Linked DNA regions of Mus musculus: region 2 is linked to region 1. Evidence: chromatin loops called from intact Hi-C (ENCODE). Cell type or tissue: heart. All regions are shown on one strand.

Region 1 (8,000 bases):
TGGCCTCTATAGCCTGTCTTGAAATTAAAAAACAAAAGGACTGCAGGATGATATGTTTGTCTGAGGAGTGCAGAAATTGAGTGTCAAGTTTCTTTACCGACATTGTGATAAATGTTTCTTCCAAAACTGGAAGTGCCCATCAGTTTAAGCCACAATTTAGAGAGACATTACTGTATTTGCAAATGAGCTTAACTCAAACTGGCTTTCCTGTTGCCTGCACTGAAAATCTATAGCCTGAGACTTAGTTGGGAGTTGTCACAGTTTCCTCAGAGTTCCAAGGGATAGTCTGACTGCCCGGTGCAGAGTTGCCTTAAACAGCAGCTATCAAAAAATTATCTTAAAAAGTATTTACTCATTATTATGGGGGGCAGGGGGGAGGGTGGCACATGCCATGGAGTTTCTGTGGAGCAGAGCTGTTTAGAGGACAGCTCTATGGAGTTGACTCTCTAATATCCTTAAGTGGCCTCTAGCGATTGAACATAAGTCCTCAGGCTTGTAAGGCAAGCACTTTAACCCACAAAGCCATCTTACTAGCTTTCACCTTTGCTATTGTCCCTCAATAACATGGGAATAAGATGCCAGTTCATCTTGGATTATGATTTAGGATAGAATTTACATGAAGGAAGGTGGGTATGGAATTTAAAGGCTTACAAAGTTCTAACCTGCCTATGCCCAGCTGGGCATAGCTAGAACATTCATTCCATGAGAGCTCTGTGCAGTTCATTGTCACAATCAGTGTCTTAAACTCTGCCTTTGTCCAGGAAAGGAAAGGAAGACATGAAGAGCTGAAGATGTCCCAGATCCAAGGGGGTGGTGAGGCCTGGCTTTAAACTCTGTCCTGGACTCACTGAGTTGCATGTTGAGCACTGCCTCCCACAGTTATCAATAAGATACCCTGTCACAGTGTGTGGCAGAGATATGAGGTCCTAAAGTTCAAGGCCATTCATTGGGTATCAAATTAATTAGATATTAGGAGACAAAAGGTACATGGTAAGCAGTCCATGTACATTGTAACCATGAAGGAGAGGGTCTTTAAAAGATATATCTGTTATCTCTATTCTCCCTGTGCCACACATCCCAAGCCTACTCTACAGAGGCAAGCTCTTGTTATATTATCCCATCAGACTGGGAGGATGCTGCAGGTGGATCCAATGATGCTTTCATCTACTGAACAACCATGTGGCGTGTGTTGCCTTCTGTTGCTGGTATTCATTGTGTTCTGAGGGCCTGGCAGGTTAAGCCCATTTTCCGAGAGATCTTCATGTGGTAGTATACCTATAAGGTCAAGGTAGGTCTTGTTTCGCCCTTGGTTGATGGAGATAGAGTGAGGTGGTTCCTGAGGAAAGTCTCAGTTCCCAGGAGTGATGATGGAGCCCTTCAGGGTCCACAGCTGACCTAAATGTATCTATCCTTCCTTCCTTCCTTCCTTCCTTCCTTCCTTCCTTCCTTCCTTCCTTCCTTCCTTCCTTCCATGTGTTTCCCATGAACTTGTAGTTGAAGCATAACTCACATGCTTGCACAAAAGGATGATGAAGATGGCTTAGCATCCTTGTCTAGTGTTGATGTTTTGCAAAGCATCAGGTGGAACCGAGCACGGATGAGGTGTGGGGTATCTTCCACAGCAAAGCAAATTTTCGGAAAAGAAGTTGTGGGTATCAGGTGGTGGGATGTTTAAGTCAGCTGTATCCACACCTGCACTTGGCCACATGTTGTTGAAGATATTAATCACTTAATGGAGGAAGAAGAGTTGAAGTTAGGACCCAGGAGCGTGTTTGTCTCGCAACAGTGCTATGGTAGACGAGTACTGTTGAAGTTGGGGGTTTAATCATGCGTCAGGCTTTCTCTTCCCATAATTTGCTCTTCAGCCATGCTATCCTGTAGTTCACCAGCTGGTCGGGTTTCCTTTCTGTATAATTACCTACAGGATGCTGGCACATGCAGCAAGATTGCATTAAGAACTAACGACAGTAGGACTAGTATGTGAGTAAGCAGCAGGTCTGAGTTCAGTGGTACTCATCAATAATGCTGACCTCAAGTGTGTCCACCTGTCATCCTTTCCATCTGGCATCCAGAGCACTGGGCTCATGAGTATGTGAGCATATAAGCCTGATGACATTGTAGGTGCTGGCTCAGCTCTCCGGACCTGGTGGCTTTCTGTGGCTCTTACTTAGGGAACCATGCTTTGGGCAGGACTTTCATTCTGAATCTCCCAAGGGCGTGGAGGTCTTAAGACAATGACTTCTTTCCACTTAGATTGGCTATTTTTCTCATTGCTGAGACAAAACCAACTTCTGGGAGGAAGTGTTTATTTTGACTAGTTTGAGGGTTGGAGTTGTTGTGGCTGGAAAGCAGTAGTAACAGGAGTGTTAGGTAGCCGACTGCATCTGCAGTCAGGAAACAGAAAGATTTGAATGTTGTTGCTCAACTCCCTTCTCTTTACTCAGGCTTACCCACACCCATGGCATGGTGCCACCCACAGTGTGGGCCTTCCCACTTCAGCTAACCCAATCCAGGAACATTTTCATAGATACTGTGGGGTGTGTTACCATGGTGATTCTAAGCCTAACCAAATTGACAAATGGAGATGAAGCATCACACACATTCCAACAGAACATCTGTGTATTCCTTTATGCTCATTAAAGTTGATAACTAAATTTGCTGCTAAATAATAGAATAAAACAAAACAAAAAACCACCTGGTTAAAAAACCCAAATATTTATGTAAAAGGAAAAGAGGCATTATTTGTTTGTCTTTAAAAACTCTTTGTTGAGCTGGGCGTGGTGGTGCACTCCTTTAATCCCGGCACTTGGGAGGCAGAGGCAGGCGGATTTCTGAGTTCGAGGCCAGCCTGGTCTACACAGTGAGCTCCAGGACATCCAGGGCTATACAGAGAAACCCTGTCTCGAAAAACCGAAGAGGGGAAAAAAAAACTTTGTTGAACTCAATATATTGAGTTGGTTGGAGGAAGAAATAGCAGAGTTAGGGACTGGATCCAGGGAAGTTGTGAGATGCAGGATGAGGGGTCATGGTTGATGACTCTTTCTCAGTGGTAAAACTGTGTATGAAGAAGAGAACCCGAGGGCAGGTTGCAATAGGTGATGAGGCCAGGGAGACCCTGGAGCTGGGTTGTGAGTTTGAAAACGGTCTGTGGTAGCGATACTAGATTTATCTGGACAGATTCGTTCATCTTACCGTGCTGGGATGTCCGGGTGAGGGAAAGCTACGCTTCGTTTGGCAGCTGCTCTGAGCTCCTCAGCTTTGAGCATGTGGTAAGGATGAATGGCTTTTGCTTTGTCAACTAAGGGAGTGATCTAGGTTTATTTCATTGACATCTAGCAGAACTCTGCTGAGTCCACAGTATTGTCTTTTCCCCCTTCCAAAGTGTCTACTGCCAGCGGGATTTATTCCTACGATTAGTAGATCGACATAATCCCTGACCTGATAACTCAGTCAACTTGTACCTCTGAGTCCCTGACTCAGTTCCAACAGAAGCAGTCTATGCACACTAGCATATAAGGGTGCCTGTCTCCAGGCAGCTCTGGATGCTTTCAGTAGCAATGTCTCAGTGGGGTCATAAGGGAGGAAGAAGGGACCCATTGGCTGGAGGGACAGGAGCTTCTGTCCTCTAGGAACCTGTTCTTTCCAGAGCCTCTGGAATGCATTCATTGGGTACGTCTCTAAGGGCTGTCTTTCGCTTATGAATTCTCTTGTCTAGATAGCTTCACACTCGTCACCTAGGACCCCATGGTCAAGGAGAACACATAGCTCTGCTTCTACACAGACCCTAGCCTGCAGATCTAAAGCGAAAGATCCACGCTGGGTCTCCCCCTATGCTTAGCCTTCCCATGGACCTCTATCTAAATCTGACATCTGTCTAGATTGCTGGTACGACTCTCCTCTCTTTTCCTGCAGGCTGTGCAGCCTGTCTGGGACAGGAGAAGGCCAGCTGAGCTCTTAGCTGGCAGGCAGCCTCTTTGGCTTGTGAGCTCACTTGTCACCAGGATGCAGGAGTCGCCCGAGAGTCTCAGGGGCAAAGACACAGCCAAGGAAATGTTGGAACGTTAGTTTGTCTAGCAGGATTCCTTTGGCTGCTTTCTAAAAACCCACGTCCCTGATGCTTTGTCTCATTGTGATTCTAAGGCTATACGGGTCACTCATTCATCACAGGCAAGAACATCTCTGGGAGCCTGCCTGGGACTTAGTGACCAGCTTACTTAGGACCGTCTGACTGGCTATTACCTTGGCAGCCTCAGGCATCCCTTTGAACCTGGCATCCATCAGATCCTGGCAGCAGAATGGAGCGGGGGGGGGGGGGGGCTGGCTAGGAAGGTCGTGAAAGGCAGAGGCATGGTGCCCAGCCAGGGGGCCCAGCATTCTGGGTCCATGACCTACTTTTACTCGATAAGCTCTATTTAATTTTTTATTTAGAAAAGAAAGTCTCAGTGCAGTTTAGAAAATGTCTTCCCTCTTTTCTGGGTCTCACTCAAGTCTATTTCCTACCTGTTGGTTCAATTTACATGTTTAATTGGGAAATCATCTCTCCCCAACGCTAATTTTACCCTTCCTGGCATTGGGGTCCCATCTTTGTACCCCCATGAGTGCTCTTCCACCATTTTGTTAGGGATTGGAACACCCTGTCTGGGGCTCAGTTCCTCCCTGCCTGATTGTATATTTGCTTTCAGAACTACCATTAAACTGCCATTGCCAATATTACTTGAAAAGTAAGACTGAACTCAGGCCAAAGGGAGTGGCCATTAGGTGGGGTTGGGGTGAGGTAATCCCATTGGGTCATCAGACAGATAGCAGGGGCTTTGGCATGTGGAATGACATCATAACTTTAGAGCTATTCTTTTGTGTTGCTTTGAGACAGTTGCCCATTGTTGCCCAGGCTGGCCTGGAACTAAATGCGTAGCCCAAGCTGGCTTGGAACTCAATTGTGTAGCACAGGATCACCTTGAACACTCAATCTTCCCGAGTCTGTCTCCTAAGGACAGGGATTACTGATATGTGCCACCATCCTCAATTTTGGTCCTATACTTCAAAATATGTCTTTCGGTATAGGACTCACACCATTAAGTTTTGCTGTTTGATGAATGATCCCTTTCTTGATCTTTCCAGCCTGTGGGCCGAAGCTGACCAACTCCCCAACCGTGATTGTGATGGTGGGGCTCCCAGCCCGGGGTAAGACTTACATCTCCAAGAAGCTGACTCGCTACCTCAACTGGATAGGTGTTCCAACGAAAGGTAAGCCAGGTCTGAAGGCTAGTAGCAGGTACTCTCAGGCAGGGCCACTCCCAGCACCTGTCTAGGTTATGGAGTCTGACCTTGCCTCCCAGTTATCTCAGTTCACCTCCCCTTTATCAGGCTCCCTCTGGTGACCCCATTCTCCATGGGACTTTTCCTTTGAAAGTCCCATCAGATGTAACTAGCCTTCCTTTAGTGGCTCTCCTCAGCAGCTTCATGCTGCTTAGTATTGGTGACACTTCCCAACAAATGGATAGGATCTAGCATCCCTCGTTGTGCTAAGAAACTTTTTTAAATAATGATGCTTGACTCTAGATCTACATGTGATAAGCAGTGACTATTAAATGTGACTTCATCCCCATGATGGTGTTGTCAGCAGGAACACAACCAATTTAGACATAGTAGGGGTAATTTTAGAATCGCTTGCTCAACAAGTGGCCAAGGCTGGCTGGTCACTGAGACCCACGCGTGGATACCATAGGCAAAAAGTCTCTAGTTATTCTAACATTTATTTATTTAGTTTTATATATACATTTTGCCTGCAGATATGTATGAGTACTACACTTGTGCCTCATGCCCCAGATGGCCAGAAGAGGGAGTCAGATCCCTTGAAACTGGAGTCACAGTTGTGCTGGGAACTGAACCCTGGTTCTCTTTCTGCCAGAGCAGCAAGTGCTCTTAACTGCTGAGCTACCTCTCCGCGGATTTATTTACATTTATGATTTCGAGACAATGTTCCATAGCTTGAATGAACTATACAGCTCCTGGACTTCTAATCCCCCTGCCTATATTTCTGTGTTGGGATTACAAGGATGCATTGCCCTGCCCAATGTTTTTGGTGCTGGCATCCAGCCCAGCCTTTCAGCCATGCTAGACAGTCACTTTTAACAACTGAGCAACATTGTAACTTATTTTGACTTTTAACACCTGAGCAACATTGTAACTTATTTTGCAATATTCCTACATTGTAACTTTCTTTGCTAGACTCTGGGGGTCTTCAGCGTTTGTTTCTGGTTGATGACATTGGGAGGCTTAGGTCGGGATCTGGTTCCTAGAAGACAGCTGGCTGGTACAGCAAGCATGATGAGTGCTGTCCTTGGTCTGGGCCTGTTTCCCTGACAGTGACACCTGGGGATGACACGCCTGGCCTGGGAATTCCACACTGTTTCCATAGGAAATTCCCTATTCAGATAGCTATTGGCTGGGAAGCCTCTTGTTCCTGACGGCCCTTGTCTTTCCTGTCCAGTGTTCAATGTGGGAGAGTATCGGCGTGAGGCTGTGAAGCAGTACAGCTCTTACAACTTCTTCCGCCCTGACAATGAGGAAGCCATGAGAGTCCGAAAGTAAGCCTGGGGTGCCTTGGGTTTTGTGTGTGTGTGTGTGTGTGTGTGTATGTATCTGTACCAGAGGAGAACCTTGCATGTTCTTTGGGCACTCACTGTTCACTTTAATAAGTTACCTTATGAGTATGGGTCTTTTGCCTGCGTGCATGTTAGTGCCTGGTGCCTGGGGTAACCGGGTTGTGATCAGTAACAGTGGGTGTTGAGAATCAGACCCAAGTCCTGGAAGAGCAACAAGTGCCCTTAACTGCTCAGCCATCTCTCCTGCCCTTAGACAGGGTCTGTTAATGAATCTGGAACTAGTTTGGCTGGTCAGTGAGCTCTGGGGACCTGCCTTTTTCTATACCCCCCCCCCCCCCCAGTGCCTGGCATTTAGGTGAGTGCTGGAGATGCAAACTCATGTCCTCGGGTGGCAGGTGCTCTACCAAAGCACCAACTCTGTAGGCCTTTTCTTAGAGGTAGGGCCTATCACTGATCTGGACGTTAATGAGTAGGTTAGATTGGCTTGCTGCCAGTGAACCCCAAGTTTCTAACTGTTTCCATCTCTCTAGCACTGGAATTACATGTCTGTACCACCAACCCCAGCTGCTGCTGCTTCTCCTCCTCCTCCTTCTCCCCTCCCTCCTCCTCCTCCTCTTCTTTTCTTCCTCCCCCTCTTCTATGTAGGTTCTAAGGACCCAACTCAGGTTGTTATGCTTGAAAGGCAAACACTTTACTATGGACTGAGCAATCTTCCCATCCTGTGGCTTCCTTTGTTTTGAAGCTGGGTTCTGTAAAAGGAAGCAGAGGCCAGCCTGCATGCTGGTGCCCATCAGACCAAGCTAGTATTAGGACAAGTCTTCGGCCTCTCTGTGACTGACTGCTTTGATATTCTTCCAGAAGTACAAACTGAGCCACCCTGAGAGACACTTCAACAGCTGCCACATGCCAGGAGTGAACAAAGTCCTTTTCATTGGAAATCCTCAGTTTGCATTTGCAAAAGAGTTCTTAAACTGCAGGTGGCAGGTGGTGCTCCTCTTCTGTGCCTCATAGCCGCATGGTGCTGGAATCAGCTGGGTGTGGGAAGAGATCCGGGTGCCAGGCACAGCCCCAGGCCTGTCCAGTGTTACTCTCTGGGTCTGCTTTGACATTCATTTTAATTTTATTTGTACTGCTATTTAGTTTAGTTTAGTTTTAAGTGGTATTTGTTATATAACGCTGGCTGGCTTTACACTACCCAGCTCGATTGGCCTCATCCTCAGATCTACCTGCCTTAGCCTCCTGAGTGCATATATTATATGAGTATTTGCCATTCTGCTGCCTAGCACCAGGTCACGTAGCTAAGGTTGGCCTTGAGCTTTCTGTGTAGCTGAGGTTGAACCTCTGATTCTCTGGCTTCCACAGCCCACCCCATCCCTCACACCCCAGTAGGAGAAT
Region 2 (8,000 bases), 320 kb after region 1:
TGAAATCAGCTAAGTGAAAACAGCCAGTCGATAAAAGATGCATCCTTTTATGAACACACTCACAGAAGGTTCCTAAACAAAGATAGCAAGCTGGAAGTGTGGCTCTCGGGGGCTGACAGAGTGGGGAATGTAGGAGTTAAGTTTTGTGTATAGTTTTGTAAGATGGTAAGAGCTCCATGGGTCTAGTTTAGAGAGAGAGCTCCATGAGTAAGAAGCTTCCTCTACAAGCTTGGGGGCCTGAGACCCTAGCCCCAGGATCCATATAAAAAGCGGAGGACATCTGCACCTTCCTGTAACCTCAGCACGGCAGGCTAAGGGTGCGATAGGGAGACCCCCAGAATTCACAAGGCTACCCAGCCCTAGTCCAAAGAGTGAGCTTTTTAAAGTTCAGTGAAAGACCCTGTCTCAAGGCAGTAACTCAGAGAATGGCTGAAGATGGCTTGTGCATGTGTAAGAAAGGGCACGCGGACACACGTCATGTGTTACACTGCACACAAACATATCCCATAGTCACAAAAGAAAACGGCTTAAGAATGAAAGTGACGATCACATGAAGCTGTCCAATCTTTCACTTAAACGTGCCTGAAAGGTGGCTGGAGACATGGCTCCCTGATTATGGCATTTACTGCTCTTCCAGAGGATGCTAGTTCAATCCCAGCACCCATGTGGCAGCTCACGACCTGTAACTCCAGTCCCAGGTGATCTACCACCCACTCTGGCCTGCATGTGGTGCACAGACATGCTCACAGACAAAACACTCAGACCCATAAAACAGAATTAAGTCAATCCTTCTAAAGAGGTTACAATGGTCAGTTTTACGTACACTTCTGTCAGGTGACCTGACATATAGTTTACAGCAGGGCTTACTGCCCAGGCAAATTTGCCTCTTACGCCTTCTAAATGCTGGGCAAGTGACTTAGCTCTCTCAAGCCTTGGCTTCCTCTTCTGAAAAAAAAATGAGAATAAGAATACCAAATTTATGAGGACTTTTATGAAAATTAAATGTGACAATAATTATAATTAGCATATAAATCATAAATAGTAATGATCCTTTGTGCTTTTAGTTTAGTCTGTTTTCTTAGGGGGTGTCTGGTATCTCAGGATGGCCTTGAACCCACTATGTAGCCAAGGATGAGTTTGTTCCTGTTCTCCCTTTCCTGAGTGCTGGGATTATATGCATGCAGTACCACGGCTGGTTTCTGCTCTGCTCAGGACAGAACCCAGGGCTTCCTGCATGCTAGGTAGAAACTCTACCAATGGAGCTACCCACATCCCTAGCCCAAACATTATTGTTTTGGTTTGTTCTGGCTATGATTATCATCAATACCATTAGCTTAATTCAAAAGCTAACACAATCTAGCAACCTGTAGAAGGACGTGCTCCCAAGACAAGGACTTATCAAATAAATGGCAATTTAACCCCAGAGCAGAAATCCATGATTCTGAACTCAGATGAGATTGTTTCAACTTCTGGGACCTTAGACTTTCAACCCTCCCCCAACTGCCTGCCAAGAATATGCAGAGATGATATAGCAATCAGAATATCACTGTATACAAATATCTGGCAGGTTGAGATGAAAGATGTTTCAAGCCTTGCTAAGACACACCTTTTAATTCACTTTTCTGGCTCCACATTGTGCATTTCAGTGGATGGCCAAATATCTATGGTTATATAGAAAGCACTAATTAGATTCTGGGTTATTAAAAAATATTGACTGAACAGGCTATATTTAAGGATATGTATGTCTTTACATATTTGCATGCAATAACACATTTCAGAGAGCTTCCAAGACCTGCTGTGAACACGGGAAGTAGAAGGGTGTTGAGAAGGATATTTGAGATTCTAGAAAAGCTGGGTTTGACTCTATGAGCAGCATCCCTGGGAGCCTTGGAAGAGAGGAGAGAGCCGTCATAGAGACTGCGCTGTGTGGCTACACAGTGTAGGCAGAGGCCCTGCTGGGAGGGGGCACTGGTGGGAGAACAGGTGTTGGGAGCTTGTCCAGGAGTCACTGCCACCCTGAGCCACCACAGCACAAGGCAGTGCACAAGTGAACCTGACCAAACATCGGGCAACAAGAATCTCCCTGAGAAGCTGCTGCCATTTCAAAGTGTAGACAGCAATCCTGGGCCTTGGAATTAGAAACTATTGATGCCAGAAAGGTTACCCTTGGGACAGGCAGTAAGAGTCACCAAGGGGATTAAACGACGATACAACAGTTGTAAAAACTAAAACAGAACCCCTTCATTTAGATTGAATTGCTCAACTTGGCAGGGAACTGTGCAGGTTTCAGATCTTCCTAGGCTAAATCGTCATATATATGCACTCTCAATCAGCAAAAGAAACAGCCTAACAAGATCTTTCTGTGGTAGACACCTGCATCAGACAATGGCACTGATCTCTGGGGGATTTTAAACAGCTGTGCATAAACTTCAAAAGTAATTTGCAACCAAATTAGTAAATGTCACCCTTCTTCCCACAAGACACAGCATTTTTTTTTAAAAAAAGAGAGAGCAAGCATCCTCATTTAAGCCTGCCATTTTACACATTCTCAAAGATAAGGGGGTGGGGGGTGCGGCGGGATGAAGATGATGTTTCACAAGGTTGGGGTGTGGGTGGGGTGAGGTACTCAAGATCTTAGAAAAGGACTACTCAGGCAAGGAAACAAGCCCTGGGGAGGAAGAAGCAGTGGTGGGCATGGCTTCCAGGACAAATGCACGGAGCCATTAAGTTCTGTTTCCTTGACTCCTGAATCCCGAGACTTTTCCTTTGCTAAATGAAAGGGACAAATGAACTGAGCTGAGAAGACAAAGGCAGATCCCCCATATCTTGTCTGAGGTTCATCACACAATTCCCCAGTCTAGGTCTGTGTTCTCAAAAGGCACCTGCAGCTTAAAGGACTGGGGCTTGGGCACAAACGGTCCATTTTTCCCACTGACAGCCCAAGCTCTTTCTCCCTCCCCCCCAACCCCCACCCCTGCCCTCCGCCCTCCCATCTCCACACATACCCAGCTGTGTCACCACTGAATAATCTTTTATTAGCACCATGGCCAGCCCACATAGTAGCAGGACAGCCCAGAGGACAGGGCAGCTCTGTGACGCTCCCCTTGCAGAGAACACCAGAATCACTAAGGTTCAGCCCGCCGTTGGACCTCTCTCCCACGCCCACATGGAGTCATTAAAGTCACCCGTGGTACTTTGATAATGCCAGCTCTTAAAACTCCAGTGGAACAAAGAGGTTGCATATAACAAAATGCATCTTAACATGTGACACTCAAAGCTAGAAAATAATCTTGTTCTAAGGAAGTGAATACCTCAACTTTTAAAATCAAACAACAAACAAACACCTAAAATACAACCTAGCCCCTGAAAAACAAAACAAAACAAACAAAAACCCGAATCAAGCGCTGCAGCAAATTCCCAGAAAACTAGGTGTTCTCCATGGACAGGTCTCCTAGGACAGAAAACACTCCTTACAAGTCTATGGTTTTGTTTTTGTTTTTGTTTTGTGGAGAACACATAAAGTTGCAACTGTTTCCTTTTTCCTAGCCTGCCTTTCCTCGGGTGCTAAGGAAACGCAAAGGAAGAAGGAAGCGCCCCTCAGTCCCTGACCCCAGCTTCCACTGGTCAAGGTCGCCAGCACACAAGAAACCAACGACTGGAGGAGCCCCAAAGTTTGCTTTTTCTCGATTTTGTTCTCACCCCTGTTACTCCTGACAGTCCCCTACCCTTTCCTGGAACACTTGCAAGAGACATTCGGGTGGCCCTTCAGGCCCTGATCTTTGGCACCTCCAGTCTGCTCACTCCTCGGTGGTAACTTGGGACCCTGGGTCCTACCTGGTGTCGCGGCCGCGGTCCCAGAGCAGCGCCGCTGTTGCTCGGATGGCGGGGACTGGCGCGGGCCTGGCGACCCAAGGGTACTCCGGTGGCGGCACCGGCCAGAGGGCGCTCGCCACGCCGGCTCAGGGACGCGCGCCTGGTTGCGTTCCGCGAGCGCTCTCGGCCTTCCTCCTGCTGGCTCTGTCCCCACCCTCCATCCTCACGCCTCACTGGCCACTTGTCGCTCTGCCGCGACTGGGACCCGGAGGCTGCAGGAGGTCTGGATGAAGCAGTCACCGGGCGGGGAGCGACGCCGCAGGCAGCGCGAAGCGGGACGGACGCCAGAGCCTCAGCCGCCTGAGTGCCAGAAAGGGGGGCGCGAGAGCAGTCTCTTCTTGCTTAGCTGAAAAACCATAAATGAGCAGCCAGTGGGAAGGGCTAAGGTCGCCGGCAGAAAGAAGTGTTTTATTTAATCCATTTTGCATTACAAAGGGCTTACGAGTTGCTTTTGTTTTGGTTTGCTTTTTAATTACCTACGAGTGTGTTTGGACACAGCTCTGTAGTGGCATAGAGGCTTCTTGGTGGAGTCTTATGAATGATTTTTGATGTTTTGAACTGCTGTAAACTGTACAGCATTTCGGCAGCAACTTTTCGTCACTAGGGTGTATTTGTCTTTTTAAGAGTTTTTATGCCATGCTGCTAATGTTCATGATTGTCTCTATAACAAGGGGTGGTAGATTTTCGCGCACTTAATAAAATTACATTTTTGTTGTGCAGTACAGGAAGGCCAGATTAGTATGAGAATTTAAATAGTAACACTATTTAAATACTCCACCCTACCCCATGTTCTCCTCAGCAGGCTTCTGGTTACTGACATACATCATCTTTAAATGGCCACAGGTACGGAGAGTTTCAGCTTCTAATGTGACTCTACAGATGACACTGAGACATGGAAGTGCTTGGTGACTTGATCAACTGATACTTGGGGCTGTGTTAAGAAGCCACAAATGGCGATACTTCCCTATAATGTATATGAACCATCAAAACCAATGCACAGAGTTTTAAAGGTTACAAAAATATTTGGCCAAAATTAATCCACTTTGCCATTTGTTGATACATAAGCACTGAACTAGCCCACAAGTCAGGATCTTACAATACAGAGGCTGTGCTTCCAGCCCTGAAGTATGATGACCTCAGGACATCAAAGTCTGGCACATAGTAGGCCTCCATTATATTTTGGCTATTACATTTGGCAGAAAAGTGTGTCATGCCTGGGAACAAGGTCAAAGGGCTGGAGTGATGGTCCCCACTTCTGCCCCAGTCTGTGACTGCTAAGGATCCTCTTGTTCAAAGATGAAAGGACTGGCTTCTCCAGCCAGTCTTCAGTAGATCCTACTGGGTTGGGGAGAAATGACAGAGTGATCACACAGCTATGCCTTAAGTCAGGAAACATATTCTCCATGACTATGTTTCCCACTGAGTATTTTAGGAGATTAAATATATGCAGGGGCTTAGGGACCTTCATATGTCCTCTGATTAATTATTTAAAACACATTGTAGAGACTCTACTACTGACCATCCACAGCCTGTTTCTGTAAATCAGGCTTCAATTGCTTTTAAAAGGTTATATACAAATGACAGGATGTTGGCAACATAGTAAATACTTATACATAGTAGGCCTGTGGTGGGAAGAATTACATACATTGTTCATTCTACCTTCATAATCTAATGAAGTAGCTAACATCATAACCATTATTATCATCCCCACTTGACACATGAAAATAATAATGTTTTGAAATATTATGTAATATAATCAGCATTACATTATTATACATTATATTGTTATGTGATTAGAAAGAATCAGAATTCAAACCTTGAGTACTCTTTAGTATCCCTCTTAAACATAATTGAATGCAACCTTCATCCCTACAGCACTGATTTTAGTATTTGGTTTCCATCGCTTTAGAACCTCTGGGTTTGGAAGGCCTGTGGTATTCTGATATCCTATAACTACAGAGTTCAATAGTTAGAAGTTCTTTACCCTGAAAGCTGGATCTTCTGAAATAATACTCTATCATGTATCTCAGAAAAATGATTTTATTTTGGCCTTAACAGTATGTTTAAAAGCATGGAACTGTATTCTTGGTCTATGTCAAGTGCAGCGGGAACCTGTCAACTGTTTGGCCTCCTTATGGTACAGAACCAACTCTGCTTCCCCAGGCTGCAGAGTGTTTCTTTCTATCAGAGTTTGTCTCCCTTGTTTCAGATACCCAGCTGCTGCTCAGAACTCTCCACACCTTTGTTTCCTGGAAGAGGAAATGGCATTTCCGGGAGAGGATGGTGTGTGGGTGGCAAGGTTCTACCCATTGTGTTAAAAACACCCCAACTTTCAGTTATGTGTTTCTTTTCTCCTTCAATGTCTGCCCTAAAGTTTCCCAGAATTGCACTGAGTACCCGGTGGGTTAGTTGCTTCCTTCTGCGTGGGAAAGATGCTGTTCCGACTCTGGCCACTGAGGGCTAAGGAACAAGGAACTCCAGAGTGACTTTTTCCTGGACCTGTGGCAACTTGGAATTTGGAAAAGAGCCCCCATGGCATCACCGTGCTTTCCTCTGGGACTTAGTTGAAGACTGTGGCTCCATCTCCTATGGCATCCACACTTGCACCTTTCTCTGGGATTAGCCTCATAAGGGATTCAGAATACAGAGCACAAAGAACAGTTCTTAGTTTGAGCCTCAGTTTGGAGACCAATGGAACTTTGGAGAACTAGGGTGTGACAAATATAGGCAACTTAAAGACAGTGTCATGAGACAAGGACATTTCTTGCGACAGGAAACCACCATTTGAAGGACATCATTCCAGACGATTTTGTGAGGTCTTTGACATCCAGACATCCTCTTTCTAAAGCCTGTCAGAGACTATTTGCAAAGTAGCCAGCCTTAGTCTATTGAAGGAATTAGAAGTAAATGGAGACTCAAGTAACATGTGAAAGTTAGTGTAAATTTATTTGGAAAGTGTAAAAGTTATGGGTAGATAAAAGAGACAGAGGCAGGAACAAAATCGGACATTTTAAACTCAAAACATGGGCAAGTGTTTGCTGCTTTAAAAAAAAAAACCTCACTGTACAGTCTACACTGAAACTTTATTTATTGCTATTCATTTATTTTTCCCAAAGAGGTCTTTAAACCTGGAAGCAAAACTTGAATTTTGCTAGAAGTAACTAAACTCCAGTTGCTGTTGTCTGCTTGCTTATTGTGTTTGATCCTTGAGGCAGGGTGTCGTGAAAACCCTGGCTGGCCTCAAACTCATTACATAGCTGAGGATGACCTTGAACTTCCGATCTTCCCTGCCAGCAATTCCCACATCCCGAGTTTAGAGGTTTGCAGCACCAAAGTTGCATACATCGCTGTTGATAATAAGAGCCTTCAGCTCTGTAGAGGGTGAGTTGGTACAGTGAAAGATGAAGGCAGTTTAATCTGAGAGTAGAAAAGAGTGGTTAAATTCTTAAAAGTTTCACTATTGGGACATTTATTCATTTGGCATGCTTAGAAATGTTGAAGGACTTTATAATCATGGGCCAGGTAAGGCAGGTAGGTATCATTTCTTCACTTAAGGGCAAGATGTTGATGGGGAACTATTCACTAATGCTAACGGTGCCTTCCTGGGTATGTCAGGGTGGTGTTAAAAGCACTGTGGCATGTATAATGTCTTCTGTATTTTACGGGTGCTACAGAGTAGCTGTGGAGTCTAAAGAACTGTCTGCCCAAGTCTGTGGAGCCACTAATTTATAAGATTTATCTGGTCAACTTGACTCTCAACTCATGATAAACTTTCTATCAAACACACAGAAGAAACAAGACAAGTGTAGAAATTATATCCTGACTTGAATCAGTAAACGAACCATGTGTGTTTACATAGGTTCCAATGGGTAAGGTACTGTGAAGGCAAATTAATTCATATTCATAGGTCAGATTGCTGACCTATGAATTATCTCGTATCACACTGCACAGTTATTGAAACTGTTGGAAAGGAAAGTGTCTGTCATCAGTCGTGTGGAATGTCCGGAAGAGGTTATTTCCCTCTGAACATCAGTTAAAATATTACAAAAGAGAATTATGTTGAACACAAAAAAAGATTTTTTTTAATTGAGTAATTACAAAACATGCCTTGGCATCTTGTGTTAGTT

What was found. Hi-C counts contacts between places; a loop is a spot of excess contacts. Peaks named below come from ENCODE experiments on the same cell type or tissue, not always from the same donor. Only the 100,000 strongest peaks of a DNase experiment are listed, where the experiment ranks them.
Region 2: it touches region 1 in a loop (1.9-fold over the local background); 2 of 42 quality-filtered maps call a loop at or near these places.

What each region holds. Positions count from the first base shown.
Region 1 is chr2:11,491,147-11,499,146 of GRCm38, reverse strand. Pfkfb3 (6-phosphofructo-2-kinase/fructose-2,6-biphosphatase 3) reads left to right here. Exons shown (of 18, transcript NM_001177753.1): 2 at 5,119-5,244; 3 at 6,491-6,587. Among named protein-coding and RNA genes, the nearest start is that of Gm52500, 6.9 kb to the left of the region's middle. In heart, no CTCF peak of the experiment used is centred here; DNase peaks (open chromatin) are centred at 2,186, 2,316 and 3,986.
Region 2 is chr2:11,168,295-11,176,294 of GRCm38, reverse strand. It overlaps Prkcq (protein kinase C, theta), which reads right to left and starts at 3,913. Exons shown (of 18, transcript NM_008859.2): 1 at 3,835-3,913. In heart, a CTCF peak has its summit at 3,943; a DNase peak (open chromatin) is centred at 4,004; H3K4me3 peaks cover 1,241 bases; H3K27ac peaks cover 611 bases; H3K27me3 peaks cover 2,531 bases.